Linked DNA regions of Homo sapiens: all the other regions are linked to region 1. A link is a loop called in an ENCODE intact Hi-C map of the cell type or tissue named here. Cell type or tissue: Caco-2. All regions are shown on one strand. Links, peaks and the distances in the headings refer to the core of each region. The heading gives the core; the rest is flanking DNA. Region 1 overlaps LOC107984621 (a long non-coding RNA gene). Region 2 has its middle 190 kb from the start of LINC00559. Region 3 has its middle 130 kb from the start of LINC00353.

Region 1 (11,378 bases), core at 2,751-7,750:
TTTCATTAGAAATCTGCCATACCTCATCCATTTCCACTTAATTTTAATTTTATTTTAAATTGCACTTTCATATTTTCCTATTTCGTTATCTAAACTTTGTTCTTATGGCTATATGCTCCTGTTTCATAGGGACAAATTGTTTCTCAAACTCTAGTTGATGCTAAAAATTTGTGGAATTCTCTTACGTATCGGTCAATAAATCTTTTTAGATTTCTGCTTTACTTTTGTTTATCTTCATGTTTCTGTCCTTCCTTTATTTGCCTTTCCTTTGAAATGTGTTGGATTCAACCAGCATTATGTCTTATGTTTGATTTTTTTTAACCAACATTTACCACGTTTAATATCATTCAGACTTCTAGGTTTGTCTAATGACTTGCTGAAATGAATTACCCTGCCCTGCTGCTCCATATGGTTTGTATTTTAGGGTCCCAGTTGAGGCAGAGATCAGATTGATGTCTAATACTTCATTTAAACTCCCACCTTCCAGAGAACGTTACCCAGTGTGCTGTCCTTGGGGGAAAAAAAAAAGTTAATGGCTTATTAGACTCCCACTGTATTATTATCCAGCAGTTTGAACTGAAGACAAACATGAACAAAAAATCTACAGCACGTTCTGCTGAAAGATTTTCCCTTTCTTTGCTCATTACTGCCTCTATTTTTCATAGCGATTACATCTTCCTGTATAGAAGTCACAGCTAACATGGCTATCTCCCTATTTCCTTTACTCTTTTTCTCTTTTGAATGTTGGGTGATATTTTGAGAGGAACTAGGTTCAATTTTCTAATATAAAACCTGTCTTTGAGTACACAGATTCAGTTGGAAAGATATGAGATGTTTTTCTGACTTTTCTCTGATCCACGTTTTTGAGTTTTGACATCATAATAGCATTAGACAAAATATGGTAATTATTTTATTTTGTGTTGGTGTGTCTTTTATTAATCCTGTTTAGTATACATTGAGGTTACTAGGGCTTTTTCCCAGTTTCTTATTTTAGTTTATGGTCTATTTTTTTTTTTTTCGTGTGTATTTCTCCTGCCATCTTCAGTATTTTTAGGAGACAGTAGAATGTGATTAAAGTTTCTATACTGATGTCATTCTGAATGAGTTGTTCTCAATTTATAATCCAAAACATTTTCACATAGGTAACAATCACTTTATTTACTTATATTTATACATTTTTAGGTTTAACTCTTTAGAGGTAAAATGCTTTATGCTGGGGGTTGAGGAGACCTGCTTTAATCTTTCAAGTATGAATGAAAGAAGTAAGGACATTTTAGAATTGTTATATTTCCACTATCACCAACTGGAGGTCTGAAAACATTCAAGAAAAGTGATGCAAGTACAGTCAGATGTACCTTAGAGGAAAAGCACAACCCCTTTTTTTTTTTTTTTTTTTTTTTTGGAGTCTCACTCTGTCGCCCAGGCTGGAGTGCAGTGGCACAATCTTGGCAACCTTCACCTCTGGGGTTCAAACGATTCTCCTGACTCAGCCTCCTGCGTAGCTGGGATTACAGGTATTACAGGCAGGTGACACAATGCCCAGCTATCTTTTGTATTTTTAGTAGAGATGGGGTTTCACTATGTTGGCCAGGCTGGTCTGGAACTCCTAACCTCAAGTGATCTGCCCGCCTTGGCCTCCCAAAGTGCTAAGATTACAGGTGTGAGCCACCGTGCCCGGCCTACTATTCATTTTTCATGTTTGTTACTGAAGTATAAATGTTGAATGTTAGGTTTTTTGTATGTTTGTTTGTTTGTTTGTTCATTTGTTTTCAGAGTTTTGCTCTTGTTGCCCAGGCTGGAGTGCAATGGTGCAATCTTGTCTCACTGCAACCTCCCCATCATGGGTTCAAGAGGTTCTCCTGCCTCAGCCTCCCGAGTAGCTGGGATTACAGGCACCTGCCACCACGCCCAGCTAATTTTTGTATTTTCAGTAGAGACAGGCTATCACCATGTTGGCCTGGCTGATCTCGAACTCCTGACCTCTGGTTATCCACCCACCTCAGCCTCCAAAAGTGCTGGGACTACAGACATGAGCCACAGCGCCCAGCCCAGACGTTAGTCCATTTTTGACTAGCTTGATTTCCATCAATAGAAAGCCAAAATACCAGCAACCTCACTTTACTTAACATATTCTCAACACCCAAAGTAAACTTGGCATCAGTAAGGAATCCCAATACTGTGTGTTCTCTGGTAAACAACAACCAAAGGAGAATAGCAAGATTAGGATTAGCACCCTTTGCCAAATAACCTCATATTCTTCAATTATCCAACAGATGAGTCTGTCTGCTTGAGAATGTTGATAGCATTCACCAGAAAGAACATAGAAAGCTAATCTGTAACATTATGTCCCCAGAAAAGCTCCTGTATCAATTGCAGTGGATCATTTGAGTGAAGCTGAACAATGTCTAGGATGGTAGCCACTAACAAATAGATATTCAAATTCAGGCTTAATTTTTTAAAAAATTAAATAAGGTGAAAATTCAGTTGCTTGTTCACATTAGCCACATATCAAGTGGCATATGGCTAGGAGGCAACTATGTATTAGACAACAAAAATGTCGGAGGCAATTATATTAAATGGCTTCTGATCTAGAGCTTTCTGTGGAGTCAGGATATGGAATCAGACATACCTTGGCTCAACTTTTGAATCTTCTACTTATAAGACGTATCATATGTACTCATTGTTTAACTGCCCCCAGCCTCAGTTTTTCTGTCGGCAAAATGTGTATAACATATTTACCAAGTGAAATTTTTGTAACAGTAAATTTTTAAAAATGCTTGGAAATGATTCTGTTATTTAATAAGTCTTCAATAAAATTAGCTAACACTATTTTAAAAAATAATAATAGTTTAGTTAAATGCAAAGTCACAATTTCAAGAGAGGTATTTTAAGAAAACACCTTGTCAATACACCTGCATCTCTATCTATCCTGCCAGTGCTGATATATTTGTTGCATTTAACATATACTTTGAACATGGTATTTTTAGATAGATGATGTTTTTATAATTTTAATTTTGTCTTTTTAACTTCAGCCAGTTCTTGTATAAATGGATAAGATTCATAAATCATAAATTTCCTAATAAATATTTAATAAGAAAAATATCGAATTTCCTACTTCACATCCTTGGATATACCTAGAATGAAAAAGAGATATATTATGCAAGTTATAAATGGAAACAAAATGGAAAGTTTAGGAACAATGTAAAAGCTTTTCTTTATGAAATTCATCAGTATTTTGTCACTTTTTTATAACAATACTTTGAAATTATTGAATATACACACTAATTCTTATTTAAATAATAGAAAAGCAATATTTTTATGTTCAAAAATTCTATGGAGTAAAAAGAATAATAGAGTGAATTGTGTAGTATGACAAACCCAATATAAACAGACTTATGAAAATCGACATATATTAGTTTTCTTAATTAGAGTAAATAGGGAAACAGAAGGTTATCTACATATATGCCAGACACAGCAACTATGTACTAAGAATACAAACATAAACTTTTCCTGAGCCATGTACTTTGAAAGGTTAAACATAGAGAAAGGAGACAAACAAGTGAACTCAACTTCCAGAATGAAAAGTAGTAATTTAGCCGGTGGTGAAGGAAGTACTGTGGAAGAAAAAAAAAAGAACAAAAGAGGAAAAATATAAATTAAACTGAAATGTGCTGGAAAGACCCAACCACATTTTTCAGCCAGTGGTATGCTTACATTAATTACTAAGGAACGATAAGCATTTCAACAGGAATCAAAGATGGGGCATGAACCGATCAAAAGACTTTTTCAGGAAGAAGGACTGCAAACAGTGCAATACAGAGATTTAAAGTACTGTGTCAAAGTATGACAAGAATGTCTAAACAGGTAAAATGAGATCAGATCTTAAAGGAACTTATGTGTGAAGCTGAGGGCAAGAGTTATGATGAAAGTTATTTCAAGTCTTTGAAGATTTTTGACTATAGACATAACTTAATCATACCAGACTTCAAAAAAAAAAAATTACACTGGCAGAAGTGTGGTAGATTGGAGAGTGGAAACAACACAGGCAGAAATTCTGTTAGGTCATATAGTATTAATCCAGAAAATGAAGACCAGGACAAAAATGGTGGCTGTGAGAAATGGAAGGAGAAAATGCACTAGTAATTTGTAAAATATTGTGATTAATTGAATATGGGAAATTAAAGAGATATTCATAATAGCATGTTTTTTTAAATTCTAAATGATATATGTGGAATCAAATCATAAAATTCTATATTAAATGTCATTATTTGACTCTTCAGTCATTATTTTTAGGAGAAACCTATTCATGAACATACTATCAAAATCATATTTAGAATGCTATGATATTCATAACATTATGTAAAAAAATAGTCCAAAGACTTATGAAGTGCATGAATTGCACCATGGTTACTCTGGGTGACAGATCATGGAAAGTAAACATATCTGGAAGTTCAAGGAACAGACCAAATTCTGGTAACAGATTCTTTAATTATTTTTATAAAGACAAAGGGACATATTTTGAGAGTTAAATAATCATTTAAACAAAATTATCAATGATTGAGAGAATCTTTTAGAATATACATTATTCAAGTAATAAAGCATAATTTTGTCCCAAATTTTATTTTTATAATGTATTTTAATATCATCCATAATATAGGTTTTCAAAATATTTTTCAACTTAAAATAATAATATTAGTTACTTGGTTGTGAAATATTGCTGATTGTATATTACTTAACAAATTATTAGTTGGTATTGGCAGATTATTAACCATGGCCTAATTTCTATCATGTCTAAAATAAATCCCATGTTTGGTGAAGATAGAAAATGAATGAGATTTTGTGTGTGTGTTTGTGTGTGTGTGCGTGTGTATGTGTATGTTTATGTATGTGATGAGATTATTTCCTTAAGTCCCCAGTCTAATAGTTGTTCAGAATGTATAGGAATTGCACTTCTAAAATACTCACCACAACCACATCATGCCTAGCACAATACTGTTGGAATTTAAGGAGACTCAAGTAACGAGACCTCCCCCACCATCACCCCAACACCCAACACCCCACACACAATATCTGGTACGTTTGGAATATTTCTTCTCTATTCTTCACTTTTGCATGGAAAGGTACTTCCATTAGAATATTGTCCTGGTCATTGTCCTACCTCCTCACTGACCTCCGTTAGGCATCTTAGTCTGTTTCTGTTATAACAAAATACCTGAGACTGGGTAATTTATAAAATAAAGGTTTATTTGGCACAGGGTTCCTGAAGCTAGTAAGTCCAAGATCAGGCAGATGCATCTGGTGAGGGCCCCATGCTGCATCCTAACATGGTGGATGGCATCACTTGGAAGGAGTGCATGCAAACAGACAAAACACAAGGGGCAACTGTGTTTTCTAACCCAATCTTGTGGTATCTAAGCCAGTTCCATAAGCTCGAGAACTCACACACTCCCAGAAGATGGCACTATCCCCTTCATCATGGAGCATCCCTCATGACCTAAATGCCTCTTTTTTTTTTTTTTTTTTTTTTTGAGACAGTTTTGCTCTTGTTGCCCAGGCTGGAGTACAATGGCATGATTTCGGCTCACTGCAACCTCCGCCTCCCAGGTTCAAGCGATATTCCTGCCTCAGCCTCCCAAGTAGCTGGGACTACGGACGTGTGCCACCACGCCCAGCTAATTTTGTATTTTTAGTAGAGACAGGGATTCTCCATGTTGGTCAGGCTGGTCTCGAACTCCTGACCTCAGGTGATCCACCCGCCTCGGCCTCTCAAAGTTCTGGGTAAATTACAGGCTTGAGCCACCACATCTGGCCCCCAAATGCCTCTTACAGGTCTCAGCACCTCTTAACACCATTACTTTGGGGACTAAGCTCCAATGTCAGTTTTGGCAGGGAAAAGTCATATTCAAGCCATTGCAAATGGGAAAGAAACAAACTATCTGACAGATAAATTCAGTAAGATTAACAGAGAATTAGTGTTCAAGCTCTCCTTATTCCCTTTGTGATCTGTCTACTAAAAACAATTCTGTAATTCTACACTTCAGTTTTTGTAGATTATGTTCAACAAATGGGATTAGCTAGTGACTGGGGATATAATTGTAATTTGTGTATATCCACAGACCTAAGCCACAATTTAAAAGTATTGTTATTATCATGAAGTGCTGTTTTCATTTCTAACTGTTCCTTTTATTTATCACTCAGTTTCAAATCTAGACAGAGGACAAGGAAGATGGGCATTATTTATAAAACCCTCAAAATTCCAACACATAGCATTTAATTGTAGAGCAGAAAATCTGTTGTGTTTTGATTTTCCTGTAATCTCTTCTATTCTAAGAATGCACAACTAGTAAGTATATTGGAAAATGTAAGAGATGTAAACACCTGAGTTCTAATGTAGGATCTGTCATCATGTAACATTGACATTTGACATATATAATTTATGGTTTTTGATTAGTATGTTTCATAAGAACTTTATTTGGAAAATGATAGGGTCAGACCAGATAGCCATAGGGTTTCTTTTTAATTCTGAAGTCCTTTATAAATATCAATGAAATTCTTTCTTGTAACTATTAAGTAAATGAATACAAATAATAAAAATAAAAATAACAGATCACATTTTAATAGACAATAACGACAGAGTTTTTGTTATCTAAAATTTATGGACCAAATTAATGAAAAAGTCTACTGTGTACCTTTTATCCACGCAATGTAAATTCACTTTTCAGAGCTGTGGTGATATCCATCCAAGATGCGATCATTAGTAAATAAGATTAAATTTCTAACAACTAAAAGGAATTTATTCCATAGTCAAGTAAATGATCCTTAAAATCGCTTTACACCAATGGCTTCTAATTGAAATTTAGGACAGTAACCTTAATTTCACCAGCTATTCTTATTGGAATAGAAAACCTCGTGAAAAACACAAAGCTGCATACATAACACATATTATGGTCAAGCAAGAACTTAAAATAACTAACTTCCTGTATTGAAGGCAAAGTTTTTTTTCTTATTTTACTACATATTACTACTCTGAGTAAGAAGAGATTTTTTAAAGCAGTAAGATTTTGTGTGCACAAAGATTTATAAAATAATATTTAGAGGTTTATTAAGAATATAGTTCAAAGTAGCATATTGTATTATTTATTATCATATTATTTGTATTCTGAGTCTATAAACCATGAATCAGATGCTACAATAATCTTAATCAAAAAATTATATTTATATATTTTCTAGTTACTTGTATCTATTCCAAATATATGAAAGTGTTACTATGCTTAAATATTTAAGAAATTTATTTAATGTTTTCTGTTCTCCCTTGACTTAGACATATTTCCTAAGCAAGAGTCAGGATATACTAGAAAGCAATATAATAAAAATAAGTTCAGAAAATTAAAAAGCTTATAGTGTACAATTGATAAATCATAGTCAATAACTTTTCCCAAATGCTTTGAGATAAAAATAGGCCCTGAACATGTCTGAGTGTCTTACTGAGTTTCCTTAATAAACTCATATTCATTTACCTGCATGCACTATCTCCTGCCTTTTTTATTTTTATCACATCTACAAATATGCTTTCTCATTTGCTCTTCCTTTCAGAAAATGAACAATCTTATTATTCATTGAGAAAATAAATTATGGCAGTTTGAAAACTGTGTATCTAGCCATCATTAAATATCTATACATTCCTATATTATTTTATCCTAATTCCCTCCTGATAAAACGGGAAAATGTTGTCTCCTGCCAAAGGCTTGTACTTCCAGTGCTAGAGATTAGACTTTTTTCTATCTTCTCACATATGTGACACCTTCAGCAAACACTTTCTCTCATTCATTTTAAACTCTCTCTACTGAATTATTTCTACAATCACATATGCTATCATTTTTAAAATAAGTCAACTCACCTTAAAAACTCACCTTCCTTCATTCAAGCTATGATCCTATTCCTGGGGTGTCTTCATATGATCATTTAGAGAGCTGTCTACATATGATGCATGCATTCTCACTTGTCTTTCACTCCCCATGTTACCCCCAAATCATCTCCTCTCATGATTGTCAAAAGACCTTCAAACAATAATGTCTCTTTCCAACAAAAATATTGATTTCCATGTTGCCAAAGTCAATGGCTATAGTTCAGTCTTCATATTGTTAACCTTTATTTCTTATTTTTCACAATGAATTCCTCATTCTTTTTTGGCCTCTGAAACTCCGTAATCATCATGCCCCATCAACAACTCTCATTGCTTTTCATCAGTGTTTTTTGCTACTTTTCTTCTCTGAAGGAATGATATCACAGAAGTCCAGTTAAAACAGCATTAAATGAAATTCAGCATCTCATAACATTATATAAAAAGTCCAAGTGTCAATCAAAATCACTAGTCATACTCAAACCAAATGAAAAACAACCAATAGATGTAAAATCCAAGATGGCAGAGATTCTAGAATTAAAGCTATCGTGATAAAAATGTTTTCAGTGAACAATTATGAACCTAAATTGAAACAACAAAAATTTGAAAGTATCAGCAAAGAAATATGCAGTATAAAGAAGAAGCAAACAGGAAGTTTTGAACTGAAAAATATAATTATCAAAATAATAATCATAAAAATAAATAAGATGAACAGGAAATCATAAGGGATATTGGAAAGAACAAGTGAATGGGAAGATAATAAAAGAGAAATGACTCAATATGGACAACATGGAGAAAATAGAATAGAAATAATGAACAGAGCCTTGAGAACCTGTGACAATAGGTCCAACTTTTCTGTCATTGTAATACCAGAAGGGGAAAAGAAAGTGTAAGCTTGAAAAAGTACTTTAAAATTTATGGTGGTCGAGGCGGGCAGATCACGAGGTCAGGAAATCAAGACCATCCTGGCTAACATGGTGAAACCCCATCTCTATTAAAAATACAAAAATTAGCCGGGCATGGTGGCAGGCTCCTGTAATCCCAGCTACTCTGGAGGCTGAGGCAGGAGAATGGCATGAACCTGGGAGGCAGAGCTTGCAGTGAGCTGAGATCACACCACTGCACTCCAGCCTGGGTGACAGAGTGAGACTCCATCTCAAAAAAAAAAAAAAAAAATATGGCTAAAAACTTCCAAAATTTGGCAATGTTATAAACCTACAATTATAGGAAACTGGAAGAATACCAATTTAAAAACACACGCACACACAAGAAATTACATCATCAAGATTCATATTAGTCTAGTTTTTGAAGTCTGAAGATAAAAATATCTGAAAGGTAGCCAGAATTTGACAACTTACCTATAAGGGAAAAACATTTTGAAAGACAACAGATTTATCATCAAAAACCAAGGATACCGGAAGGAGTTGGAAAAACATTTTTCAAGGAGGATGACAAGACTGTTAACTCAGAATCTTATACTCAGAAAAAATAAAAGTACTCCAGAAATAAAGGAGAAATCAACATATCCGCAGATGAAGTATTTAACACCAGTTACCAGTTTGACCTATCCTGAAAGAATGGCTTCAGGAAGTTCTCCAAACAGGAAGAGTATTATTATTATTTTTTTTTTTAAAAAAGGTCTATTGGAATCTCAAGATGGAAGACAGAACATGGTAAGAAAAAAAAATGAATAAATACAATAGGCTTTTCTTACAATAGGTTGCTGATTTGAAACAACAATGTTAACACTGTCTGATGCAGTTAAGCTAATTATATTCTAAAAGGAGGATAGTGAAGAAACCTAACATAAAGTCTGTATAGCTTGCTCACACCAGTAAAATAACCCCACCAGTAAACTGTGATATACAATATCTACAGTGACCACACACACACACACACACACACACAAAATTATTATAGCTAAATAAAAACAAAATGCCAAATATTTCAAGTAACTCACTGGAAGGCAGAAAAATGAAAGCAGAGAGCAAAAAATGTGAGAAGAACCAACAGAAACTAGAAAATAAAATTAAAGACGTAAGCCCTAAGAGATTATTAAATGCATTAAATGTAAATGGCTAAATGCAAAAATTAAAAGACAAATTGGCAGAGGCTATTAAGAGTTATGATCCGACTATATGCTGTATATAAGAAACTCATTTCAAATATGATATAGTAAGTTTAAAAATAAAATCATGGAAAAAGATACATCACCAAAATATTAATTAAAAGAAAACAGGAATGGCTATATCATATCAGATGAAGTAGACCACAGTGCAAATAAAAATACTAGACACAGATTGGGAAATTTGGTAATAATAAAAGGGTCAATATACCAAGAAAACATAGAAATATGCATCAAAAATCTATAACTAAAAATTAAAAATATAAAATCATATTTTATAATATTAAAAGTATTTTAAAAATAGACATAAGTCTTATACCAAATGCAAAAATGAACACAAATTAGATCATGGACTTAAATACAAAATGTAAAACTACACGTTTTAAAAACTAATATGGGACAAAATCTACAGAGTTCCAGGGGTAGGCAAGGAGTTCAGAGATGACATCAAAAATATTATTGGAGAAGAAAAAATTCATAAAGTGGACTTAATCAAAATCTAATATTTTGTTATGTAAAAAATTATACTAAGAGGATGGAAAGACAAGCTACAGAGTGGGAGAATATATTTGCCAACCACTCATCCAGTAACAGACTTGTATCTAAAACATGTAAGGAATCCTCAAAACTCAATAGTAAAAAATAATTCAATTTTAAAATGGGGAACAGACAGAAATTTTTCTGAAGAGGATAAACAGATGGCAAATAAGCTTATGGAAAGATGATCTGTATAATTAGCCATTAGGAGAGTTCAAATTAGGACCACAATGAGATAATAAACCTATTTGTATGTCAAAAAAAATGACACTACCAATTGCTGTGGAAGATATGGAGAAACTGGATCACTCCTCTATTGCTGTTGTAAAGGCAAAAGCGTACAACTCACCCAAAAACAATTTGATAGGTTTGTTTATTGTTTGTTTTTTAAATTAAACATATACTTACCAGAGGGCCTAAAAATTGCATTACTGGACATCTATCAAAGAAGAGTGAAGACTTAGGTTCACTCAAAAACCTTCATACAAATGTTTGTAGCTGTTTGCTTATAACGGCAAAACTTGTTAAAGAGTCTGGTGTACTTAAACAGGTTAACGGTTAAATAAAGTGCTATATTTATAGCAATGAGTGATTTTTTTTTTTTTTTTTTTTTTTGAGGCAGATTCTCACTCTGTTGCCTAGGCTGGAGGGCAATGGTGTGATCTCAGCTCACTGCAAACTCTGCCTCCCGATTCAAGCAATTTTCCTTCCTCAGACTACCAAGTAGTTGGGATTACAGGAGTGCGCCACCACGCCCAGCTAATTTTTGTATTTTTCGTAGAGACAGGGTTTCACCATGTTGGTCAGGCTGGTCTT
Region 2 (11,378 bases), core at 3,883-8,882, 490 kb after region 1:
ATAATTATGGCATGTGAGAGGTAAAAATAATTTTATACATTCATATAAATCAGATATCCATTTACAAAATTTATCTAGTCAGAGCATATATCCTTTTCTACGTCCCGTGATTAAAAAAATAAAAATATATTGACGTATCTGCTAAGAGGATCAAACTCCGTAGTTACAGTCAATAATCACACTTGGCCCTACTTCTTACCACACTCATACAAGATAGCTTCAAGGATCTGAAGTAAAGTGACACTGGTGGCTATGTTGAAGAAAAAAGTTTGTGATCATAATATGTTGGTTTGCTTTGTGTTTAAAAAAAAAAAAAGCTAAAATATTTTTTGCAAACAATTTAGGCAGGTATACATGTCAAACTTTTGTTTTATTTTGCTGTAAGGTAATAAAGGTCTTAAGCAAGCAAATTAAATATTTTACTTTCATGAGGGTGACTTTATAAGACAAGATAAAGCCAAAACTTAGTTACTACAATTACTTGTTACTACGATAATCTCTTTATCAATATAAACTTAAATTGTATGTTTCAATATTTGTAGCAAGTATGTGGGAGACATAGACTAAGATTAGCCCACTCTTTAATCTATACTTTTTGGTAAGTCCTCCGAAGTTCTATTTAAACATAGAAACCTACAGTATATCACCCAGTCATATCTCTTGACTTGCGGAGAAATTCTACTAAGAAAGTGATTCTGACATCTGAGAGGTGTAAAAACAAGGTGCAAAAGATAAGTGTTACAATGTTCAAGTCCGTCACTGCAGTTGTCACTATAGTCAACCCTACTCTGGTGGTTCAGTGGCTCAATGACCTAAGCCATTTAATTTCCCCCTTCCCTTTGTTTTCTTAAAGTGTGTTTGATTTAACCTTCTTATCCTGAGCAGCACAAAGTCAGAGATAACCAGGTCCAGGCAGGCTTGTGTCTTTCCACAATGTCAGACTTTTATTGATGCAATTTCAATCCTAAAAGCAAGCCTCATGGGGTTCCCAAGGATGCAATTCTCCTTAGTACTTCCTGTTCACAGTAGTCAGAGCTGTGAGCGCACAGGCTCAAACAATTCCACAGGTCAGTCAATATTGCAATCCATATACAATAGTATACATAGTTAATATAAAAATGTTATAAATTAACCCACAGCAAACAAAGTATAATAACATTTAAGATCAAGAGAAAAGGGTTAGGAAAAAGGGTTAATGAATCAGTTCGTGGAGAGCAACATGCACAAAAACACAATGTCCTGCCTTGGCCCTGTACAGCCCATCAGCATCAGCATCTTGCAAGGAAATGTCTTTGATGTTGGCAGAGCCTTAGCCTGGGGTTGCCAGGTGCTTATCACAAGTGACAGCAAGACATTGTCTATTAAAATGTATGTTTTTAGCTGATGAAGTCCTGCTATTTTTATGGCCACAGAATCCTCTGGTGAGGATTGATAGTGGAAGAATGTGCTTGGTTATGTCCTTATCTGGTTGGATGCAGTCTTTATTGATTAGGCAAAACATATTGTCTGTGTTGGCATGGTGCCTATTGAAATGTAAGATGGAGCCTTTTTCTAATACGGAGTTACTTGTGTAAGGGGTGCTGTTAGAAACAGAAGTATCTTGATTATTAGGAAAGAAGATCACAAAAAAATGTCATGGAAGTTTAACAAGATTCAATATAGAAAGTTTAGAACACCAAAGGAGAAAGCCATGAAAACAAAATGGGGAAGCAAAATGAAATCATGGCATTCTGAAAGTGTCTCAGTGATATTTTGGGACCCAAAAAGAGAAGTATTAGAAATAGACTTTCTGCTTTTATTGAGAAGAAACTGGTAGCCATTTTTTTCTTATTTTCTCTCCTTAATATTATGAGCTCAGTTGGAAATACATACATGTTGACAAAATTTTAATGTGTTTTAGTCACCAGAAACCTTGACAAACATTGAAATAAACTGGTGAATATCGACTAATTGTTAGGTTGATTGTTCATAGCAGTTGAGGCTTCCTGAACTAGAGGCATTTTTAAAAAGATTGAAATATCATTGTGCACAATATGGGCAACAGTACAAGAGTATTGATGGTACAGAAGAACGGAAGTCAATGAAAAATATTTGACTTAAATGATGCATTAAAAAGTTAGACATCTTTAAGTCTGGACTGAGCAGTATCAAATCTATTGCACTCTCATAATTTGGGGATTCTTGGAGATACCTGGATTGTTATATTTCAAAGATATTCTGGAAATAAAATGAATCAAGAAGAACTGAGGTGCGGACATGCAACCAAATCCAGGAATGTCTAAATTTATAAATATTTCTCAGAGAACTTGAAAATATGAAGTGTTTATATTAAAATTTTAAGAAACCTTTAAAAAAGTTAATTTCTAAATAAAATTTTAGGTCTATCATTACTGTATTTTAAAAACGTCTTTAAAATAAAATTAGCTCTGATTTATAAAAAGTACTTGTTGAGGGTATTCAGTTTAAGAACAACAGAAACAAATTATTTTGCTATACTGACCAGATTCCTAATAAGAATTGTTACTACACCAAGCAAGTTAACTATTTTGATGTTTACTCTAATAAAGCTAGTTTCTTAAATGTTACACTCACACTGCCTTTCCTTTAACCTGTCCTTAAACTTAGGTTCATGGTAAGGTCACTAGTAACAATGATAAACTTTGAGTGCCTTGATGATGGATTTTTATTCAGTTGCTCATCACCAGGGGAGTTCTATATCTAGAAAGAAAGGAGCAGTAATTAAAAGCACAGAGTTCTTCAGGGTTTCTACTATATGTGTAACTCAGGCTTGCTAAGGATTAATGCAGATTCTAGCTGAAATTCCTAGACTGCTAATGCATTCAATCACTCAGATAGTGCTAAAATATTGCAGAATAATCCTTAGAGAAATTTTGTAACAATTTTTGTTTTGCATCCTAATAGTATGTTCAGAGACAGAAAACAATTTTTAACATTAATTACACATTCTATGAAAAGCTCTAAGCTCACAACTACATGCATAGAAATTCCTTAAGTATACATTGATAGAGTTTAGAAGCTCATAATAGTTTGATTTTACAGTACTGTAAAGTGTTAGGGAATAGTAATAAGTAAAAATTCATTTGATATTCAAAAAAATCCAAAGTAGAGGTGATGAATAAATAATAGATTGTCAGATAATACTTTAAAAATTCTTTGTACATGTTTATGGAAAACTATTTGATACCTTAAAAACATGATAATTACATTTGTGAAAAACAAAAACATACTGATATAATACTAAACAATATAATTTGTATTTTATTTTTGTATATGAAAGCCATGTATGTTAATTTTCACTTGAAAACCAGCAACTTAATTGTGTATTTATAAATGTTGAAGAACTCCGATTTTATGTTTTGTGATCACAATTAAAGAATAATTTCAATAAGATGGATATCAAAACAAAATATGCCCTTACTTTTTAGTAATGTTTAAAAGTACATTTGAAGAGTTATAAACGTGTTTCAGTTTTTTTCGTCAAATTTTCAGTTGGCTTAATCATGATGTTCAAACATAGACATAAAAGTTTATTAAAAATGGAATAAATATGGTCTTTGTAATAGCTTCTTAAAAATTTCAGACTTAGCTTCAATATTTTAAAATCTATTTAAAAATACACATATTAAATAGATCCTATTGTATAAATACATACATGCTTAATTTGTACACAAAATCGATCTTCCTCCATAGAATGTAAACTACAACAAAGCAGACTTTTTTGTTCGGTTGCTTCCTCTGCTGTAATATATTTCCAACTTCTAGAATAGTGCACGGCACTTACTGAGTTCACAAAGAATATTTTTGATATAGACTGTGATGGTTAATTTTATGTATCAACCAGGTTGTGTCACAGGGTGCCCAGGTACTGGGTTAAACCTTATTCTGGGTTTGTCTGGGAGGATGTTTTGGATGACATTAACATTTGAATTGCCAGACTGAGTAGAGCAGATTGCTATCACTAATGTGGTGGCCTTCATCCAACCAATTGAAACCTTGAATAGAACAAAAAAGCTGACTCTCCTGTAAATAAGAGGAAATTCCTCCTGACTGACTGAGCTGGAACATCCACCTTTTTCTTACCTTTTGATTCAAGCTGATACATGGGCTCTTTGTGGGTCGTGAGTGTGTCAGATTTTGAACCACACCATTGGCTCTCCTGGGTCTCTAGCCTGCTGACTGTAGATCTTGGGACTTCTCAACCTCCAAAATCATTTGAGCCAATTCCTTATAATCTCTCTCTCTCTCGCTTACCCTACACACACACACACACACACACACACCCCGTGTTGGTTCTGATTCTCTGGAGAACACTGATTAATAGAGGTAGAGGTATATTTTAAAAATTCTGTTTTTTCCAAAAAGACAAGAACGTTTTATTTATTTATTAAAGCCAAGATGAACAGTCAGCTATAGAAAAATAAATACATTTTTAAAACTAAATGTTCATCAACCCATATGAAAACATGTGTACTGGTAGAAGTATTGTCAGAGACTCCGCAGGGTCTCGGGATGCTGGTGAGACCTCAGCCCCAGCTGGTTCCCAGACCCTTGACATAATTGCAAGAAAGAATTCAGGGATAAGTCAGAATGAAGCAAAAGGCAAGAAATCTTATTGCAAAACAAAAGTATACACTGAAGAGAGAAGGCAGGCATGCTCATGAGAATGAGTCACACCACAGAGTTTGGGTTTCTCATTTTATGGGTGTTCCTTTAATTAGAGGGTGAAATAATCACTCAGTATTCTGGAACAATGGGGGATTTCAGGGATGCCCCTCATTGCTGTCCTCTTTCTCCCTTATTTGGGCTTGCCCAGAAGATTTATGGACATGTCACCTTGACCAAGATTTTGGCCATTTACTCTCTCTTATTTTGGGTTTTCTGTTACCCTGTGGATTTATTTTTGTATAGTTCTTGTTTTAGTTGTTGTTTGGATTTTTCCATCCTCCTGTGACTACCCAGTGCTATTCCTATCTCAGAAGCAATTATGTACTATTCAAATAAAATACCAACATTCAAACATTTTCTCTGTTTAAAGGGTTGTTCATTTTTTCTATTATCATTCATTGACTTTTCCAAATTTTTATTTGTATTGTTTCAGCCATTAAGTTGTGGTGATTTGTTACAGCAGCAATTTTTTTTAAAAATTATAAACGCTTCTATCTCAATGACCATATTTTGTTAATCTCCTTGGCTGTTCTTTCTGATCGCCTCTTCTGTGTGTCAGATGGGAATTTTAGGAGCTCTCCGCTTTCTTACCTAAATTCACTTTTTTTTTTTTTTTTGGTCCAGTCTCAGAACTTTGAAGACCACTGTTATGGGTTTAAGTATGCTCTCTCCCTCTCCAAATGTGTTGACGTCTTAACCCACGGTGCCAGCGAATGTTATTTTATTTGGAAATAGGGTCTTTACAGTCTCTTTACAGACTTGATTAACTTGATTAATCAAGTAAATTCGAGTTAAGATGCTGCCATTAAGGTGGGTCTTAATCTAACAGAACCAATGCCCTTATAAATAGAGAAAAATGTCATGTAAAGACAGAGACAAACAGGAAGAGTACCATGCAATGACAGAAGCAGAGATTGGAATGATGCAGCTGTGGGACAAGGAGAAGCGAGGATTGCTGGCCACCACAAGAAGCTACAAAGAGACAAGGAAGGATTCTGCCCAGACTTTCAGAAGGAGTATGACCACGATGAGACCATGATTGTGGACTTTTAGCTTCTAGAACTGTGAGGCAGTTGTGTTTGTTGCTTTGTTTGTTTCAAGCCACCTAGTCTGTAGTACTTTGTTATGGCAGCCCTAGGAAACCATCTATGATGCTGCTGCTCATTCATTCCCAGAAACAAACTTCTCTATCCAATTGCTCACTAGATATTTTGATCACAAATTTATATTGGATTATATTTTTCCCAATGTGGCATACCCCTTTTGAGGTCCCTTCTGCATGGTGAGGAACAGCTAAGAGCATATCCTGGTGTCTGCTGCCCTCTACGGTTCTTGTTAGGACTATCGGTGGGAAGGTTTCAATATCTGGATAGCAAAATGATAGGAAGATCATTATTCTCTAATGGAAGTAGCAGCCAGATGTGTGTGTAGGCATGAGAGTCACAGCCAGACACATGAGAACCTGAGAATCAGCTGATTCATTGCTACATACTAAGACAATGTGAACTTTGTCAGTAAGTCTTAAGATTTAAAAATTTCCAGAGAACACTTGAGAACTATGGGCTTCAGTGCTTTGGTGTCTGCCTCACCTCTAGCTACGATTTCCCTGACCTTCAGTAATGATTTCCCTGATCAATGTACCTGAATTCCAAAATCATCCAACATTGGTATGAATCCTAATTTCTATATCCAATGGAGTTTTAATTTATAAAATTTATTTTCCTGAACAAACTCAAAGCAAAACCGAAGAGCACAATAAGCATCTCAACTTTACCATGCCCAAGACTAACTCCTGCCCTTTGCTGTCCTCTGTTCTGACCCCAGACCTGCTCCTTCCAAAGTATTCCCAGCTCAGTCCATAGAAACTTTATCTATCTAGGTGATTCGGCTATGACTACTATAACTATCCTTCATTGCTATATTTCTCTCACACCCCATTCCCAATTCATTAGTATATTCTATTTAAAAATACACAAAAATCTGACTATGTCTCACTACTTTTTCACTACCACCACACTGGTCTATTCACGGTTGCCTGAATTCTAATTACTGTCATAGTCTCAACTGGTGTTTCTTCTGCTGTTGCTCACTTACAGATTATTTTCAACACAGAAGACCGAAGCTTACGTTTTTTTCAAATGGTAAAGAAAATGTAAATGAATTAACATTTTCAAAGTGGTATATACCGTTAATACTATACAGAACTACATTATTTTGTCTTGAGTGTATTGAAGGCACAGTGGCTCATACTTTTAATTCCAGCGACTAAGGAGGCTGAAGCAGGAGGATTACTTGAGGCCTGGAGTTTGAGAGTACATGAAAATGGTGTTGTATAGTGACTGTGAGCACCCTCTCAACTTTGATTCTACATATGCCACCTATTAGCTGGGAGGGCTTAGGAAAGTGATGTAATCTCTGTTAAATGCAATTTGTTCTTCTCTAAAATAAGCTGATAATACTTTCTAATAGAATTGTTAGCACAGGACCTAATAAAATGTGCTCTGAAATGGTGACAATAATTACTATCATTAGAAAAAAACTGGATCCCTTGAATTGTAAAATATGACGAAAGTTTATTCTTACTAACCTCCCATGCAAGATTTATCCAAAGGCATAAATACAAGAACATAAACACAGACATCTTTTCATTCCCAGGAAGAAATGTCTCTGGGTTTGGCAGATGGTCCCTGAACAAGTTTGAACAATTTTTGGGGATCATTAACTCTGAATTAGTTAAGAAGAATAAACAAATCTTACGTGTGAGAAACTAGTCCGTTTACCTTACAAAGCAATCAAAGCAAATTTCTTGTGGGAAAAGTGGTGGAACTGTCAGCAATAGGATATAACAAGAAAATATCCTTAATTCAGAAAGAAAAGATGGTGGTTTGTTTTCCTTCTCTCTGCCTCTGTCTCTCTCTTTCTTTCTCTCTCTCTCCCTATCTGTCCTTCTTGCTTTCTCTCTCTCCCTCCCTTCTACCTATCATCTATCTATCTATTATCTATCATCTATCTTATATCTGTCTATGTATGTATATATGTATGTATGTATTTATCTCCATCCATCCTATCATCTATGTATCTATGTATCTATCATTTATCTATGTATGTATCAATCTACCAATTAATGTATCATCTGCTCTCTGGAAAAAAGAATTGACTTTTACAAATGTTATTTTCTTTACCTCTCAATTACCATTCACAAATTATAAAATATTATCACTTTTAGTCCTTATGAAGTATCTTCTAGTGGATGTATTATTTTTTTCTTACTCAGTTAAGTTAAAAAATAATTTTCAGAGAATTTAATGAGAACCATCTCTTCAATTGCTGTCTTAAAATATTATTCAGCCTTGAGGCAGTTGGTGGTGTGGAGAGAAGGTTGAATGATGTGGTTTTGTTTGTTGTCTGCCTATGTGATGCCAACACCAGATATGGCCATTTTTTCACCACATTCTCAATTATAGGTATAGGCAGGTTACTAACTCATTGTATAAAACAAGATCTCTTTCAACTTATTTAGCTTATTTCGATATGTCAGTTTTTCTGAATACCTCAGGTGGTATTTGAGCACCAGGGATTAATAGGCTGCTCCAAGATCTCATTGGCTTGCAGGAAACTTACTGAGTGTCTAAAGCACGTAACACACTATCCACTGTGTATTTCCATTTAAACATTTTACACATTTTATCTCCCTGGAATTCTTTTCACCTGTAATGTGGCTCAAATCTCCTCTACACTCTCAAAACTCCTAAACTAATGGGTGAATTGCTTAAATTTCAACCCACTCAGGGATCTACCAATATTGAAGTCTTTATATTTCTCCTTATGATTTTCTAGCTCCATATACATAGAGAAGAATAAGCAGATTTGTAAAGTTTAGGTTGCATTGTATCTATCAGATAAATATGTCTTGTGTTTCCCTCAACCTTGCTATCCCTCCAAAAAAAAAAAAAAAAAAAAAAAAGAAAAGGCATAGTTTTTACTTCTTAAATGTCTATTGTCTGAGGAAGGTCAGTCTTTATAATCTAGCCATCTGAATGCAGTAACTATCAAGAAACAGAAAAATCACATAATCTTTTAAAATATCTTCATACTAGACTTTACGTTACACTGAATCTTTCAATTTGACTTCTGCATTTTTAAAATAGGTATTTTATTTTTGCTAAAAAATAATTCAGTTTTCAGGACTCTAAGGGCTTCTCCAGGTTTAGAGTTGACTTCTCTGGGTTTTATGATTAGACCTAGATATCTTAAAATGAATGTTTTAATTTTTTGGCCATAGATAAAACTACTACATTAATATTTAAGGTGATCGAAGGGTATGTGAAAATTTAATATGAATCTGATAATTTTATTATTACTATAATTAAATGTTTTCTAGTTGAGATGCACTTTGTGGCTCCCCGATTCAAAAGAATCACAGTAAAACCCATTTATTTTATTTCTTAATAAGTATACATTTAGAGAAAAGCAGCTCCATTACAGGTCAAAATACATTGCAAAACTCCAGTTATGTAAACTTTATTGTGAAGTTATATTCTAAAAAGTACTTACATAAAATTGTTCTATGGGTGAAAATTTACATCGTTTGACATTTTTGTCATAATAAACTCTTTGTATATTTTTACACACATTAAGAGAATTTTATTAAATACATTCCCAGAAGCAGATATGTCAGGGCAAAGACACACACATAAAATGTCAGTATATAATGCTGTAAACCAAAAATAAAATCCTAAGCCCCCCAACCAACTGAATGAAATCCCCTCTTGGCCTAGAGGACCCCAGAGAAACCTGAAAAGCTGGATTGTTGGCCATGATGGAAGGGAGGCTGGACAGTTCTCATTATATCCTCTCCCTTTTGGAGTTTAGGCATAACTGATCAGTATTAACATTGAAATAGAGAGTGTAAGACTGACAAAATAGACTCTGTGACAATAAGTTACCAAATTCCAACTTGAATCTGGTATAGCATCACATGACAGATAGCAGACCTTGAAGAAAATAAAAATATTTTACCTCAAAATAAATTTGACATGTTTTGAAATGGCCCTGCAAAACCATCTCTTGTGGGGAAAATTTGCATCTGTAGAGAATCTCCATTAATGCAGCAGACCTTCACTTTGTAGGCCTATGTCTTTCCCAGATCTAGAACAGATTAAAAGAGTCTAACCTTTAAGGTCTGAAAAGACACATTTATAATTGATTCTCTCTGAAGGCTGCTACCTGGAGGCATCATCTGCCTCATGAGAACCTTGGCCTCCATGACTCCCCCTTACCTTAACTCAAGCTTTTACTTCAAGTCTTTAGGCAAAGCTTAACTCTTTCAACCAACTGCCAATCAATCAGAAACTCTGAATCCACCTATGACTTGTGAATCACCCTACTTCAAGGTATTCTGCCTCCTTAGGCTAAACCAACTTACAACTTCCATGTATTGACTTATGATTTACCTAAAATGTATTGACTTAATGGTTTTACCTAAAAGGTATAAAGCCAAACCATACCCTGGATACCTCGGATACACTTTCTCAGGACTGCTTGAGACTGTTTCCTGAGCCATAGTCACTCATATTAGTTCAGAATAAACCACTTTAAATATTTTACAGTTTTGTTTTTCTGTTAACAATGCCAAATTATTCCCCAAAAGTGGCCACAATCATCTTTCAATCAAAGGTTATACATGACATGATTAATTTCCCTAAATCTAGACTAGTGTTTATAAGCAATGATTTTAATTCTTCTTTAATATAGTAATTGAGAAATGGAAATATAGTAATTGAGAAATTTGTTTTAGTTTCTTATAAAGTCACATGTTTACTGACATTGTACATTTATTTTCTTGAGTCGTCACTTTTTTGTATCATTTTCTATATTATATTTTTATTAAACTTTATGTATTATAGATTATAATCTTTTGCCAGTTCATGTTCCAATTTTTGGTTTGTTATTGTTGCTATTTTTAAAACAATTGATTAACTTTTCTTTAGCTATTGTATAACTTACTCATTTCAGGTTATTCTTTTATTATAGTAACTGTAAATTTTATTTTATAGAAATTATATTTGGCTGTTTACCAAATCTAGCTTCTATTTATAATGTTTTGAATTCTTACATTTTAGTGTCTGTTAGAGTCTAGCCATGATATTCTGTATCCTTATATTTTTCTTTTTTTTCTTTAATGTCCCGAGGGCATTTAAACATAAATGGTTTGAGTCTCTTTCCTATTGCTCTATTATGTTTAGCTCCTGGCATATGGATTTGACAGCTCCTAGATGTACAAATTGTCAGTTGCTACCGAGTGCCCAGTATTACTAATAACTTACCCAATGACTTGGTTTGACTGAACTTTAGTGGATTTTCTTTCCTCCCCACAGGCCCTTAAATTTTGGCTTGACTTTAAGCTTCAGCAATCAATATGGTGCCACAGCACAGAGAAGAACATTTCCTGTTAAATCAGCAGGCGAGGGTGAACAGACAACCTGATTATGGTGTCTGCTCACCCCTACCTACTTGTCCTGCTTACCTACAAAGTTCCTGCCAGCCTTGTTTGTCTGTTTGTTATTTTGACTGTCACTTTTCCTGACCATTCGTAGTTGTTAAATTCCACTAATTGCAGGCTGATTGCTCTAATGTTTTCAATAATGCTTTGGGACATAACCTGCCCCACAGACTAATCTAATCAAATACTA
Region 3 (11,378 bases), core at 2,735-7,734, 260 kb after region 1:
GTAACTTTAACAAATAGATTGAAGTAACTAAAAAGAATTAAGCAGAAATTCTAGAGCTGAAAAATGTGATTGACATACCAAAGAATGCATGAGACTCTCTCAACAGCAGAATTGATCAAGCAGAGAAAAGAATTAGTGAACTCAAAGAGATGCTATTTGAAAACACACAGTCAGAGACGACAAAAAAAAAAAAAATGAAGCGTGCCTACAAAATCTAGAAAATAGCCTCAAAAAGGAATATCTAAGTTATTGGCCTTAAAGTGGAGGTAGAGAAAAAGAGGTAGAACACCCCAAACCTAGATAAAGATATACATTCAAGTATAAGAAGGTTATAGAACACCACGCAGATTTAACCCAAAGAAGACTACCTCAAGGCATCTAATAATAAAATTCTCAAAAGTCAAGGATCCTAAAAGCAACAAGAGAAAACAAACAAATAACACACAGTGGAACTCCAATACATCTGGCGACAAACTTTTCAATGGGAAACTTACAGACCAGGAGAAGTGGCATGACATATTAAAATGCTGAAGAAAAAAAAATCACTCTTGAATAGTATATCTGGCAAAAATATGCTTCAAGAATGAAGGATATTTCATGCTTGAAGGATATTTTCCTTTAGACTTTCACAGACAAACAAAAGCTGAGGGATTTCATCAACACCAGATCTGTCCTATAAGAAATGCTAAAAGGAACTATTCAATCTGAAAAAAAAAAAAAAAAAAAAGGATATCAATGACCAATAAGAAATCATCTGAAGGCACAAAACTTACTGGTAACAGAAAGTACACAGAAAAACATAGAATATTATAAGATAGAATATTATAAGACTGTAATTGTGGTGTGTAAACCACTCTCGTCTGAAGTAGAAAGACTAAATAATGAACCAATAAAAAATATAAGTACAACTTTTTAAGACACAGTACAATAAGACAGGAGAAATAACTAAAAGTCATAAAAACAAGAGGATGAAGTTAAAGTGTATAGTTTTTATTAGTTTTACTTCTGTGTGTTTGTTCATTTGTGTATGCAAGCAGTGTTGTCATTAGTTTAAAATAATGAGCTATAAGATAGTATTTGCAAGCCTTATAGTAATATCACAGAATAGGGTATTCAGCCATATGAAAGAGTGAAATCCTGCCATTTGCAACAACATAATTGGAACTGGAGGGCAATATGTTAAGTGAATAGGTCATTATGTTAAGGTGGTGGAGAGTAGAAATACAGTTACCAGAGGCTGGGGAAGGTAGTTGGGGGGTTGTTGGGGTGGTGGGGATAGTGAATGGGTACAAAAAATAGAAAAAATGAACAATGCTTAGTATTTAATAGCACAACAAGATGACTATAGTGAAAATAATTTAATTGTACATTTTAAAATAACTGAAGGAGTAAAATTGGATTATTTTTTACACAAAGGATAAATGCTTGAGGGGATGGATACCCCATTTTCCGTAATGTGATTATTACGCTTTGCATGTCGGTGTCAAAATATCTCATGTACCAATTAAACATGTACAACTACTTTATATCCACAAAAATTAAAAGTTAAGAAAAATATTAAAAGGTATAAGTTGAAACCTATCAAAAGTTTTATTTTTCTTTCTCAAACATTATAAAAGAAAGCTGTAATTACAGCATGCAGACAACAATTTATTATCTTTTGTTTTTGTTTGAGTTCTATCGCAGTGAATTATCTCAAGAGTTTAAAAAATAAAGTTATTCTCCAAAATTTATTTAAAAAAATAGACAATCTCCCATTTCCCTTTCATTGACATAGTACCTTTATAGCTTTTCGGCTGAATATTTTGGCATTTTCTCAAAATAACAGCTTGCATTGTTACTTTTTTACTTTTTGAATTTTGACATTATATATGCATTGACTTGCTACTTTGGAAGATAATAGATGTCTGTTTTTTGCTGTCCACCAGATACAAAGTTAATTTATCTGTCCTTTTATCCTTCCAATACAGTAATATTATAAATATGATTAGATATTTTGCACTTATTATTATAATTTGGTAAATGTTACATACAGATAAGCATGTAATTACTGTGACTCAATTTTCTACCTTTTAAAAAAGCATTAAATATTGTCATGTTACGTGTGTTTGATTCTCTCTCTTTTTCTCTGTCTCATTTTTTTAACTGTTTTCAATATGTACATTTTACCAATGGAACTCCCAGCAAACTTTCGTTTTCAACTTCTTATTTCCGGGCACTTGAAGCATTTGAGAAATTTCCTGATCTTGGAGGAATGTCCCGTGAAGATTTCTGTCATGCTCCATTCTAGGTAGCTGTCTCCTACACATTCTATTCAGGCCTCACTGTGCAATCTTCCTTTTTCATTGTTACAACTCTCAATCTCTTTCTTTCATGTTTTCCATTTTTCTTTATGTCTCCTTATTTTCCCTTATGCTCCCTTTTCCTGAGGTGCTTCTTCACTTTACTGATGCATAGCTGCCAATAGGTTCCTGAAAAAGAGTACACAATAAGTATGTTTTGAGAGCTTTTATGTGTAAAACATCTTTATTTTACCTTAATATTTAATTGACAATTTGGTTTATAAGAGTAGGTCAGGGAAAGATAAGCACGCCTGGCCAGTGTCTTAGTATCAGGGAGGAGGTTTACTTGTTCCTGTGGTAACAGGAAGTGATTTGGGCCCGAGGGGTTCCGCCATACACAGGCTTAAAGTCCTTGGGGAGCATGTCTAGCACTTCCGGGGTTGGAGTGTTGAAGTACTCTTTGTTGATCTTAACTCGATTGTCATCTCAATCTTTTAGTTCCTGCTTTAAAAAAATTAGAATATTATTATTTGCCTCATATGGTTGTGATTATTATAAAATAAGATTACATGTGGCAAAAACATGGCATGGTTGGAGATTGAAGAGTATGTTGATTGAAAACTGGGGCTGCGGTGTAAGAATTTCTGGGTTTGAATCTTGACTACCTCATTTGTTTTGCTGTATGAAGTTTAGCAAGTTATTTTTGCCTCTCTATACCTCAAATTCACTTGTGAAATGTGGATAATAAAATAATAGTACCTTCTTCATAAAATCATTGCAACGTTTACACATGAAGTAGAATTATATATATTTAACTCGATGGTCACAGAGTAAAAGAACAACAGATATTACATATGATTATTATTTATAAAAGCATTCTAGCCAGAGCTTGGTACACTCAAAAACATACTTTTTTTAAATTCTCAATTGTCACAATTCTATTTGCAAGTATTTTAATAATTCATAACCATAACCTAGCTAGATAATATTCAAGATTTAAAAAATGGAACCTTAATTGAAACACTATTGTGAACAACCTTGTTGGTATTTTATGTGGAATAAAATTAAATAAACAGATTGTTTTTAATGGTTGAAATAAATATGCACAATAAAATGAAAGCTATGTTAGATATATATTTCAAGCAAACTATAGAATTTCATGACTAGCATCACAGAAAATCTATGAAACTGGTTTTTAACTACCATCATTATATAGTTCTTTCTCAAGGAAATTGAAGACTGACAACCGTGTTTCCATCTGGAAACATCTAACATCTGTGATTGTAAACATCAAAACACAGCTGTTGCAGTTCTGAGTAAGCACTCCAATTTATTTATTTTTGACTTAAAAAAAATCTTCAGTTTTCATCAAACATCACAGTTGTTAAGTCATGTTCTTACAGCAGGAGGAAAAACAATTAAGAGAAATCACTATATCAAACATTTAAGAACAATACTCTTTTTGTATTTCATTTAGAGGGAATCAAATCTTACTGTGGTTTAAGAAAAGCATTTTGGAGGGGGTTCCTTTTTTTTAAGAAACCCCAGAATTTAAAGCTACAAGGATTTTAGAGATCATTATGTACATTGATCAGATATTTTTGAAAAACACAACAATGTTCAAAGGGAAAAATTGGGCTACTCAAGTTCACACAGGCAGGTGGTCTCAAGGCAAGGAATAGAATAGTCTTATTCTAGTGTTTGGCATTGGAGCTTCACATTAATTTTAATAAGAAAATGTCTTGCTAAAAAACAAGTGTATCTCGGTGTAATATAAAATTTTAATTATACATGATTCTAAAAATGATTCCATTTAAAGAATATCATATTAAAATTGATTTTAACTATTATACGTACAAGTAGTTCTGTAAATAATGCCAAAAACTTGAATCACTTTACCAATTCTTAATCATAGTTCTAATTCAGTTTCAGATAGACTAGCTCCTTTAACTGTACCCTCCCCTTTTGTAGCCAGGAAGACCTGAAGAAAAAAGTTCTGCAGATTTAGTCCTTAAAGCATGCTCACCAGTTTTTATTCTCTACTGGCCTGCAAACTCCTTGAAGGTGTATGGTTTCAGATCTCTTTTGTATTCTGCATTGAAGCACAGACTCTTTCAACTGATGCATTGTTTGGTTTTTCAGTCTTCTTTCCTTCATCCTAGTAGACAGGGTCATCCTGGGCTCCAGGCTCTGCAGTCTGAAGCCAGGTCCATATCCTAAGGCTCTCCTTCCAGATGCCTGGCTACCACCCATCTGGAAGGTTAAGATGGCAGGGATTCCTTTAATCTGAAGAAAGTGAGATGCTTTGATTGGACCAGTCTTGATGACCTAGCTAAAAGGGCAACACCAATTCAGTAACACCAGGTTCTGATTACCAGTATTACTGATTCTGATTTGCAAGATCTGGGCAGACGTTAGAGGTTGTAGTTTATACTTCAGCGGTAACCTTTGAGAAGCCAAGTTTAAAGCTGGAAAATTCTCTCCTATGGTACACGAGTGCCTCCAAGTGGCAGAAAATTAAGGTGCATGGGTATAACTGAAAGCTAAACACCATACCCAGTTGCACCCAAGCACACTGGCATCTTGGTAGTGGTTGTTTCTGCCAGAGAGAGTCACAGGTAACTTAATTATATATTTTGGATATGGCCAACCTTCGAATTTTAACTGTAAGCTTTCTTTAAAATAGGCAAAGAGGATGATATGATTTACATAACTAGCTTCAATCTTCATCTGTAAGATTTGGAAAATGATTCCTAACTCATAAGAATATTGCAGGAATTAAATGAATTAAAATGCTTATACCAGTGCCTGGCATATGTGATATGATATTGGTAATATGTAGCAACTATTGGTAGTATGATATATGTTGTATATACTAAATAGTATATCTTATGTTGTATATATTCCATGTATGAATATATAATATATAATATTTATAATATAAATATATAACATATTACATACAATGAGTAATATATGCTATGCAATATTCATAATGGGAAATATAATATTGAACATATAATGTATAATATTATTATTATGAGATTCATAATTTTTTTGCAGGGGATTGGGCTACAAAATGATTTGACTTTTTTTTGAGAATTGTACAAGAGAGCTATCCATCAGCAAGGATGGATTCAGTGGCTCAATAAGTTGTGGAGATTTGGGCATTTTAACATGGAAATCAAGTGGAATTATTGCAAATTTTCCATACAATCAAAGGCCCAAAATGGAAGCCCGATATTATAAAATGGCACAAGAAACTGAGTGCTCTTCCCACTCATCAATAGTCTAATAGACTGAAAGAAACTTTCTCAAATCTTTGAGAGACATGTATGCATTCCCTCCTTCCCAACCACGATGGCCAAGAATGAAAAAGAGCATTTGGTGCTAATTGCCTTTATCTATTACCTAGTAACAGCAGCAGAGCAGTTGGCTGCTGGAATGAGCTGTCATGCCATTAGTTGACTCAAAGTTGGCACTAACACATGGATGCCCAGTTTGTGAACGTCCAGCTCACCCTTTCAGGAGATACACTAGTTCTTATATTATAAAGGATTTCAGTTCTCAGGACTAAGAACAGTATCCCTGACATAGTAAAGCTACTATTCTGTGACCTGTCAAAAATTTAATCTTCTGATTTTCAGAAACTAGTCTAATGGGACTCAGTTGACTTAATTGGCCATTCTTTCTGCCCAATCTCAGCTGAAATTTTTTTTATTTTTATAGATTTAGGGGTAACAAGTGTAGTTTTGTTACATGGATATATGTAATGGTGAAATCTGGGCCTTTGGTGCACCCATGATCCAAACAGTGTACACTGTATCCAAAAAGTAATTTTTTTTTTATCAGTTCCTACCCTCCCGGCTTCCCACCATTTGGAGTTTCCAATGTCTATTATTCCCCTCTTATGTCCATTTGTACCCATTGTTTAGCTCCTGCTTATAAGTGAGACCATACGTTATTTGACTTTTGGTTTCTGAGTAATTTCCCTTAGGATAACGGCCTCCAGTTTCCAAGCATGTTGCTGCAAAAGACATGATTTCATTTTTCAAAAAATGGCTGAGTAATATTAAGGGTTACTGAGTAGTAGTAGCAGGGATTTTTTTTTTTTTTTAACTTGTTGAGTTGTTTCATTTTCTTGTAGATTCTGGATATTAGCCCTTTGTTGGATGCATAGTTTATAAATATTTTCTCCCGTTCTGTAGATTGTCTGTTTACTCTGATGATTCTTTCTTTTTCTGTGTAGACTATTTTTACTTAAATCCCTTTTGTCTAATTTTATTTATTGTGTTTGCCTTTGAAGACATAGTCATAAATTATTTGCCTAGGCCAGTGTTCAGAATAAATTTTTCTATATTTTCAGGTCTTATGTTTACGTCATTTATCAAACATAGATAATATGTTTGATAATAATAATATGATAAATATGATATTTATCAAACATAGATATCTTTTGGAGGAGTCTTTACGGTTTTCTAGGTCTAAGATGATACCATCAGTGATTATAGACAATTGACTTCCGCTTTTCCTATTTGGCTGCCTTTTATTTTTTTCTCTTGCCTGATTGCTCTTGTTAGGTCTTTGTATACTATGCTGTATAGAAGTGAGGGTTGGGCATCCTTGTCTTGCTCTAGGTTTAAGGGGAATGCTTTCAAGTTTTCCCTGTTCAGGATAATGTTTGTTGTGGGTTTGTTGTATATGCATTTAATTATTTTGGGTGTGTTTCTTGGATGTCTAGTTTTTTGAAGGTTTTTGTCATGAAGGTATGAGGAATTTTATCAAATACTTTTTCAGTATCTATATATCTATAGAGGTCATCATAGGTTTTTGTTTATAATTCTGTGTGACACTGATGATACATTAAGTTTGTGGGTTCTTTGGAGAAGAGAAACAGATGGGGATATGATTATCTAATTCTCTAGATTTTCCAATATTCTGTAACATCCTAGAACTCATCTTGTGGAGAGCTCCAATTTAACTTTCTCTTCTAAAATCAGAATAGATTAACAATCATTGCATTCTTTTTTTTTTTTTTTTTTTGAGATGGAGTCTTGCTCTGTCGCCCAGGCTAGAGTGCAGTGGCGTGATCTCAGCTCACTGTAACCTCCGCCTCCCGGGTTCAAGCGATTCTCCTGCATCAGCCTCCCATGTAGCTGGGATTACAGGCACCTGCCACCACACTTGGCTGATTTTTGTATTTTTAGTAGAGATGGCATTTCACCATCTTGGCCAGGCTGGTCTCGAACTCCTGACCTCATGATCCACCTGCCTCGGCCTCCCAAAATGCTGGGATTACTGGCGTGAACCACTGCTCCTGGCCACATTATTTTCATTTTTAATTGCTTGATATTAAAATCCATTCAATTAACTTGGCCTATGTAGATAGTTTAATTTTAATACATAACGCTGAGGCTAAAAAGAAGATAAATATTTTTGTCCTGAAGGACATTTCGAGATTACTTCTAAACTGTTTACTTGAAGAGGATGAAACAGTTGTGTAAGAGAATAATACAAAGAAAATTATAAAGCCTAATCTTTGCTTTAGTTGTATATTTTACTCGAAAAAGCATGTTTGCTTTATTGAAAAATAAGTTAGTTTCATTAATTTAATATCAAATATTGAATATTATTGGTCTTTCTAACAAAAATAATTTAATAATTAAAAAATAGAAAATGAAAGAGGAGGTTTCTCTTGTCAAAAAACGTTGTGTGCTTTACAGAAACTTTACTTTGGAAATCACTAGAATAAAGAATCTGGCCTTTAATTTAATCTTCACTGTGGTAGTTTAATAAATATATACTGTGGTCTCCCATTTTATCCACCAAAGATCAGTGATGTGTGAAATTGGAACAGGTGTCAGATATTAAAGAACACTCCGTGATAAAGTTTGTAAAGAAGAGAATTAAATAATACTTATTTCATGGTTATGCTGTACCATAAAAATAACAGTACCTTTAAAGCTCACAACAACCATGTAACAGACATATTATCGTCTCAAATTTTCAATGCGGGAAACAAAACCTCAGTAAATGCTCTTATTTGTTCAAGGTCCTGAAGGAAATTCAGGCTCTATTTTGGACCCCAATCATGTGTCAGTTGCCAAAGTCTATCCACTATATTATTCTACTTCATATTAAGAAGATACCTGCTTTTCTAAGATAGCACCACAAGGGATAATCAGGGGAACAATTTTGTAGAAAATAGTCAGAAATATGTTGGTAGGGGGTGCTTTGGTTGGTGGCATAATGGGAAAAATTTGGTAGTGATAGAGATGTTTTGTTTTCAAATTTCAATATTTATTTTCTTGGATGCCATTTTAATAGAAGTACTAAAGAAATTTGGTCTGACCTTGAAATTAAACTTCTGAATTTATCACTATTCAAATAAATGACTCTTGGCCGGGCGCGGTGGCTCACGCCTGTTATCCCAGCACTTTGGGAGGCGGAGGTGGGCGGATCACGAGGTCAGGAGATTGAGATCATCCTGGCTAACATGGTGAAACCCCGCCTCTAGTGTAAATACAAAAAAAAAAAAAAAAAAAAATCAGCCAGGCGTGGTGGCGGGCGCCTGTAGTCCCAACTACTTGGGAGGCTGAGGCAGGAGAATGGCGTGAACCCGGGAGGCAGAGCTTGCAGTGAGCTGAGATCGTGCCACTGCACTCCAGCCTGGGCGACAGAACAAGACTCCGTCTCAAAAAAAAAACAACAAAAAAAAACCCTCTTAGCTTTATAGCTAAGAATAGATACTTGAGACAGTCTGCCCTGGTTTAAATTCTAGTTCTTCCAGTACTGGCTGCATAACTTCACGCAAGTCACTTTACAATATCTGGTGATTATGAAAGATACTAGCTTTTATTTCTTTTTTTAAATTAAACTTTAAGTTCTAGTGTACATGTGCACAACGTGCAGGTTTCTTACATACGTTTTTATTTCTGAAGAAATTAAAAATCTATGTCTGCTACGTGGTAAAAACTACATGCATCTGGTCTATGTAAGTGCTACACATTTTTATATTTTAATACTGGAAGATAACATCACTTTGGATCTTTGTGGTAGGAGTTTAATATGATCATGGTACTACAAAATAGGGGATTTGTTTTTAGCCTTGGCTTCCAGGAAGAAAAGGCTAACCTGAAAAATATTGACAACAAAAGAGAGAACACAAGAGCATAGATCACATAGTACATCAGAGACCACAGATCTAGAACAAATAATACATACATTATTTGTTCTAGGGAACAACAAATAAATAACTTTTAGAATATATATACCACTATTAAGAGAAATTTACAAAGCATAACCTATTTGGAGAGACGTAGTCTGGTAAGGAATATCTGAAAATAAACTTTTAATCATTTCCTGGTGAGAAGTCAGAGAATTCAGAAATTTCACAGGAAAGCAAAATTCTACACAGATGGATGTGGGAAAATATAAGGAACAAGGAGTAGATGACCGGCAGAATTCGAATAATGAGAAAGCTTGTACCATCTACATGAGGATATTTCTGGGCTTTATTACTGCTAGTGAAATGCTACCTGCAGGCCGGGCGCAGTGGCTCACGCCTGTAATCCCAGCACTTTGGGAGGCCGAAGCGGGTGGATCATGAAGTCAGGAGATCGAGACCATGGTGAAACCCCGTCTCTACTAAAAATAGTAGCTGGGTGCAGTGGCGGGCGCCTGTAGTCCCAGCTGCTCCGGAGGCTGAGGCGGGAGAATGGCGTGAACCCGGGAGGCGGAGCTTGCAGTGAGCCGAGATTGCGCCACTGCACTCCAGCCTGGGCGACAGAGCGAGACTCTGTCTCAAAAAAAAAAAAAAAAAAAAAAAAAAAAAAAAAAAAACACATGCTACCTGTAAAAAATAATTAAAAAGGTGGCTGAAGTTGCAATCAAAACTGTACAATTTAATATAGGTAGATTTATTTTTTATGCTTAAATTAAATTTTGGCCAGGCGTGGTGGCTCAAGCCTGTAATCCCAGCACTTTGAGAGGCTGAGGTGAGTGGATCACCTGAGATCAGGAGTTTCAGACCAGCCTGGCCAACACGACGAAAACCTGTCTCCACTAAAAATACAAAAATTATCCAGTCGTGGTTGCACCCGCCTGTAGTCCCAGCTACTCAGGAGGCTGAGGCAGGAGAATCGCTTGAACCTGGGAGGCGGAGGTTGCAATAAGCCGAGATTCCCCCACTGTGATCCAGCCTGGGTGACTCCATCCCCGCCACCCCCCTCCACCCCCCCAAAAAAATGTACAATGAAGAGTTCAATCACATCAAGAACTGGGGAAGGTCTGAGATTTTCTGTGATTTGCAAGCTGACGTGTGAAACTGACACAATTCCATAGATGCATATAAAACTCTTGGATCAGAGATGAAAGAATGAATAATTTTCAGAAAAAGCAGTAGTCAGAGTATCACCATATATGCAATGGTAGCTCTGCTGTTCAATTCTTTAGGGTGATATGAGGAGCCACAATGAAGGCAGAACACACAATGAGTTGTGGAATACCTAAGGAACACAAAACAAGAGATCAATAGTTTTTTGTTTGTGTTTATTTGTTTTTAGCAAGCCGCAAAGATTTTACCAATTAGCAAATTAGCCAGTCTACTTTCTCTTGGAAAGTGGGAAGCTACGTAGTGATCACACTGCAGTTTTCTTAACCTACCAGTTGCCTATGTGACTAGCCATAGAAAGTGCTCAGTATTAGAAGACAGGTAAGCCTTGCTGTCTGGCACAGTTAGCAAGAAGGTGCAGGAATGCTGAGGACTCACGATGGAACGCTGAGGACTCATGATGGAATGCCTTTCCAAATAAATGGTCTTCCGTAATGGCATTTACAACTTTTTTAAAATAATGAGGTTAAGACCTCGCGAATAACTGCCATAGCTATGCATCAGGCTTGGTACAACCTACCACAGTTACGACTCTTGTTCACAGCAGAGATAAGAGACAGAAACTGCCTCCTCCGAGAATTTGTCTTAACAGAGACTTATTTTTCCTTCAATGAACTACATATTACACAGAGAAAAGTATTGAGCATTAGCACAATTCGATACCCAAATTGATTATGTAAAATCAGTGAGTGACTCATGATATT

What was found. Peaks named below come from ENCODE experiments on the same cell type or tissue, not always from the same donor. Only the 100,000 strongest peaks of a DNase experiment are listed, where the experiment ranks them.
Region 2: a loop joins it to region 1, with 16 times the contacts of the local background. A loop is called at or near these places in 5 of 110 quality-filtered maps.
Region 3: a loop joins it to region 1, with 20 times the contacts of the local background. A loop is called at or near these places in 13 of 110 quality-filtered maps.

The regions. Positions count from the first base shown.
Region 1 is chr13:89,429,379-89,440,756 of GRCh38, forward strand. The region is part of intron 3 of LOC107984621 (a long non-coding RNA gene); the gene reads left to right. Among named protein-coding and RNA genes, the nearest start is that of LINC01040, 65 kb to the right of the region's middle. In Caco-2, for the core only: no CTCF peak of the experiment used is centred there; a DNase peak (open chromatin) is centred at 5,463.
Region 2 is chr13:89,919,270-89,930,647 of GRCh38, forward strand. No RefSeq gene overlaps it. Among named protein-coding and RNA genes, the nearest start is that of LINC00559, 190 kb to the right of the region's middle. In Caco-2, for the core only: a CTCF peak has its summit at 6,003; no DNase peak of the experiment used is centred there.
Region 3 is chr13:89,691,062-89,702,439 of GRCh38, forward strand. No RefSeq gene overlaps it. Among named protein-coding and RNA genes, the nearest start is that of LINC00353, 130 kb to the left of the region's middle. In Caco-2, for the core only: a CTCF peak has its summit at 4,783 (motif pointing left); a DNase peak (open chromatin) is centred at 4,810.